2 separate regions of the Homo sapiens genome follow, and region 1 is linked to region 2. A link is a loop called in an ENCODE intact Hi-C map of the cell type or tissue named here. Cell type or tissue: GM12878. All regions are shown on one strand.

Region 1 (2,500 bases), 110 kb after region 2:
ATGGCTAGTGGAAAGTGAGCATTTCTTAAAAATATCAAACTGGAGTAAGTACTGTGGGCAGAGGTAACTTCACAATGTCACCCCAATAGTGTGCCAGATGTTAGGGGGGCTTATCATACCAAAGGCAGGAAAAGACACCAAAAAGAAGGACTGCTTTGGACTTCTACAACAGGGATGTATCTGTTGATCCCAGAAATAATCATAGGTATTACCCATTTCTACCAGCTCAACCGCTTCCCCTGCTTTCCCTGCTGTCCTAATTTCTAGTCATTCTGCCTTGATTTTTTTGTTTAACCTTAATTATCACATGTTCTCAACTAGCCTGCACTCTTGCTACATGGAGATTTGAGTAGGGGCTTTCCTAAAGCTGATCCTGGAACAGATAACCCTGATACCCACAAGGCAGCTGGGAATACATTGACCTGGAGTGAATAGTCAGAAACAAATTTCCTGTTACATATTTATCTGACTTACACTGGTTTGATTCGAATGTTTCAGAGAGTATATGCTTAATAACCAAGATACTGATCTATCCTTACATACATAAGGTTACTGACACATGAGTTATTACAAATAATAACCCTTAAATCTATTTTGGTAAATGCTGATTATCAGCTAGTTCTTCATTATCTTTAGATTTTAAGAATGAAAAATAATGTCATTTATAGGGAATTTTTTAGATAGTAGGAACTGCCCAGGTAAAAAGGTGAGGGGGTTGGGCATACTCCAGACAAAAGGAACACACACAAATGGGAAAAGCTCAGAAATAAAAACACAGCCCCTCAAGGAACAGCACCAGGAGGGGGCGGGGAGAGCTTAGATTTCTAATGAGGAAAAAAAGACTGAGGCACAATAGCAAATATTTGGATTTACAAATCAAAAAACCACATAGAGAATGCCAAGGAGTTTTAAGAAATTCCATGTATGATTATGCAGGTTATAGTCCCTCATATGTAACTCAAATGAAAACTGCCCATCTGATTTTCCAGAGTGCTAACTGTATCACTGTAGATTTAACAGTAACAGCTGAGCAATTTCTGAGATGTCAGTGTAAGAAGTCCCATGCTCATGAACCCATGAATGACACTTCCCTGCCTGTCTAAAATACCGGTTCCCCAAACTCGCTGGACCTCAGAGGCACCTGGAGACTTGCCTCTGGTTTAAAATGGAGACTTTGCTGGGCATTGTGACTGTGGTCCCAGATACTCAGAAGGTAGAGGTGGGAGGACTCTGAGCTGAGGAGTTCAAAACCAGCCTGGGCAACAGACCCCATGTCTATTGGTAAAAACATAAAAATGAAGACAACGTAGACTCCCAGGTTCCACCAGGAGGCATTCTCATTCAGTGAATCTGGGTTGAGATACCAAAATTCGTATTTTTAATAAGTGCCACAGGAGATTCTAAAGCTGGTGGTACAGACTTAACTCCACCACTTTCTGGATCAGTGGTCCTCAAAACAAGTTCACCCTGGATCCAGGGAAGGCATAAACTGATCCACTGTGATTGAGGAAAAAAAAAATACCATACTTACATATAATTTTTTTCTCTCTAGCCTTATTGAGGGGTGTGTATGTGTGTACTTATATACACACTTTTTTTTTTTTAGACTAGGTTTCGCTCTGTTGCCCAGGCTGGAATGCAGTGGTGCCATTAAAGCTCACTGCAGCCTCGAACTCCTGAGCTCAAGCAGTCCAACCACCTCAGCCTCCCAAGTAGCTGGGACTACAGGCGTGCACCATCACACCCAGCTAAAATTTTAATTTTTTGTAGAGATAGGATCCCACTATGTTGTCCAGGCTGATCTCAAACTTCTGGCCACAAGCAGTCCTCCCACCTTGGCCTTCCAAAGTGCAAGGATTACAGGAGTGAGTCACCACACCCAGCTATTTTTAATTGTTCGGGCAACTTCCGTACTAATTTCCGTAATACCAATAATAATTTATATCCCCACTAATGGTGCACAAGACTTCCCTTTTCTCCACATTTTTAACTTACATATATTTTATAACTTCATTTATGAGTACAGTATGTAAACATATGGACAATGCATAATCAAATTCTCTTTCTAGAAAAGATACATAACAAAAAAAAATTAGGGGCCACAGTTAGGAGTACTTTTGCCTAGAAATAAAACTGAATACTCCAGCATCCCAGGGGAAAGGAAAGGCATATGGAACTGAAAGAATAATACCCTGAAGAGGGGGTAATGCAACGTTTACCGAACGCACTGAAGGGAAAGGCAAATCGCAAGGAGAGCCCCAGTCATGTCCCAACCTTAGAGAAAATCACTTGGGGTATCATCTTTCTCATGTGTAAAATGAGTAAAGGGGTGATCCACATGTTCTCTTACGTTCCTCCCAGCACAAACACACTACAGTTTATAAAGCACTGATGAAGAGGAACCATGAGTGAGGTAATGAAGGGTGGTACATGCTATTCCTCACAAGCTCGAAATAGATCAACAAAGTCTGGAAAATGCCTGTCACGCAGACAGAAGCCC
Region 2 (2,500 bases):
ATCACAATCCTGCAGCTGGGGGCAGCCATAAGAGAATCAAGATCATCAACCACTGTCAAAGTCCAATAAAATCCACCCTCTCTCTTCCTTCTTCTCTTGTTTGCCTCTGGGCTCCAACTGCCTTTAACAGAGTTGTATCATATGAAAATGTTTACAAGAAACAAAGTTATATGTAAGAACTTGAATATGATACAGTTGGCCCTCTGTATCCATGGATCCAACCAATGGCAGACCAAAAATGTGGCCTACAATGGTTGCTTATATACTGAACATGCACAGGCTCTTTGTCTTGTAATTATTGCCTAAACAATGCAATATAATAACAAATTGCATAGCTTTTACACTGTACTAGGTATTATAAATAATTTAGAGATGATTTAAAGTTTGTGAGAGGATGTGTGTTGGTTACATAAAAATACTATAACATTTTATTTAAGGAACTTGAACATCCACAGCTTTTAGTATCCATGGGGAGTCCTGGAAAGAATCCTCCTTGGATACGGAAGGAAAAATGTATCCCAAAGTTCAAGAGAACAAATAACCATTTACTCCTGCATAGTAACTTTATGAAGAGCTAAAGGAAGAAAGGAGGATGAAGTCCTACGATAAACTCACAGAGAACACTACAAGATGTCAGCAGATTTTACATAAGAACCTCACACAGTTGTATACATTTAAAGAGAACTACACAAAGGTAAGACATGAGCAGGCAGCTGGGATTGCCAAGCATTCCCCTAGGTTGGTTTCCAGACAAATAGGTGTTTTGTGTGGTTTTCTTTTTTGGAGACAGGACCTCGCTCTGTTGCCCAGGCTGGGGTGCAGTTGCGTGAACATGGCTCACTGCAGCCTTAACTTCCTGGGCCCTTGCAATCCTCCCACTTCAGCATCCCAAGAAACTGGGACAACAGGCATGCGTCACCATGCCCAGCTAATTTTTTTATTTCTCTAGAGACAAGGTCTCATCATATTGCCCAGGCTGGTCTTGAATTCCTGTGCTCAAAGCAATCCTCCCACCTTAGCCTCCCAAAGTGCTGAGATTACAGGCGTGAACCACAGCACCCATACCAATAACTGTATGTTTGACCCTTTGGGCAAGGTGTGACATTCAACTCTGCCTATGTATATACATAACTGAATCTCCAAATGCACCTTTGGCTTTTACAGTCTTAGAAAATGAATTACAAATTGGGCATGAAGACATCCAACAGTTCTCAAGCAACATTTACCACACAGAATTGCCTGCGTCTGCCTGTCTTAAAGCCCACCCACAATTTCATTTTCAATTAACAGCTCCTCGAAAGGCAGTAATGAAAGCAGTTGCTAAAGAGCATTCAGATGTCACCGAAAGACTGCAAACCCAAACTGTAAATAGCACATTGTGAGTCGCCTGTCACCACCATCAACTCCCACGGGAATCACGCAGCATGTGGCTATCACAACCATCTGCTCAGTTCCCCACCACCACCAGTGCAAACCACACAGACACCCATCTCCTCCCACTTCCCACTCATTACCTGTCATGTACAGACTTGTGTGGATACAAGATTGCTGTGAACAGAGATTAGAATGCAGAATGTACAGAGGCTTATTTCATGTTCTTTAGCTGAGATCTGGCCACATGCAGATAACTTTATATCATCACAAGAGGGAAAAATGTAAAATTTAATCAGCACAAAAATACACAGTTTCAAATAAAGAAAGGGAGTTCTGTCCTACCCTCATCAACTACCAAAAGTGTACTGGCTAGGCCTTATTAAAGGAAAGATGTGCTCCCTCATTCTTCAATCACTGACATTGTAGAAATTTATGGGAGCCAGAGTTGAGAATCACTCCTGTCACTTTATCTTTCTTAACTCCTCTATCAATATATGGGATTTAAATGGCCCTTAATAAAGTTCTGCATGCACAAATACACATATAAAATTTTCTTACTTTGGGAAATATAAAAGGTCACTGTTTTATGGAACAACTCCTGTAGGTATCAGGATCACCCAAGCTGAATTATGGCCCATTCTTTTCATTGCAGTTCCTTTTCCCATTCAGCTTATTTTCTCTCTGCAGGTTTTATTTTATGAGGTGGTAGTTAATGTGCTGTGTTGGTTAATTTAGGGTATCAACTTGACTGGATTAAAGAATACCTAGAGAACTGGTACAGCATTACCTTTGGGTGTGTTTGTGAGGGTGTTTCCAGAGGAGATTGGCATGTGAGTCTCAGTGAACTAAGTAGGGAAGGATCTGCCCTCCATGTGGGCAGGCACCATGCAATCAGCCGGGTGTCCAGATAAAACAAAAACAGAGGAAAGGCGAAATGGTCTCTCTCTCTCTCCTAGAGCTGGGATATAATTTCCTGCCCTTGATCATCTAAACTCTAGGCTCTCTAGGCTTTGGACTTGAGGACTACCCCAGTCTCAGGCCTTCAGACTTGGTCTGAGCCATACTGTGAATCCCAGGGTCTCCATCTTGCAGATGGCTTGTTATGGGACCTCTCAGCCCCCATAAT

What was found. Peaks named below come from ENCODE experiments on the same cell type or tissue, not always from the same donor. Only the 100,000 strongest peaks of a DNase experiment are listed, where the experiment ranks them.
Region 1: a loop joins it to region 2, with 2.0 times the contacts of the local background. A loop is called at or near these places in 1 of 110 quality-filtered maps.

What each region holds. Positions count from the first base shown.
Region 1 is chr7:69,798,094-69,800,593 of GRCh38, reverse strand. All of the region lies in intron 1 of AUTS2 (activator of transcription and developmental regulator AUTS2), which reads right to left. Among named protein-coding and RNA genes, the nearest start is that of AUTS2, 200 kb to the right of the region's middle. In GM12878, a CTCF peak has its summit at 1,338 (motif pointing right); no DNase peak of the experiment used is centred here.
Region 2 is chr7:69,905,390-69,907,889 of GRCh38, reverse strand. The region is part of intron 2 of AUTS2 (activator of transcription and developmental regulator AUTS2); the gene reads right to left. Among named protein-coding and RNA genes, the nearest start is that of AUTS2, 310 kb to the right of the region's middle. In GM12878, no CTCF peak of the experiment used is centred here; a DNase peak (open chromatin) is centred at 1,389; H3K27ac peaks cover 2,255 bases.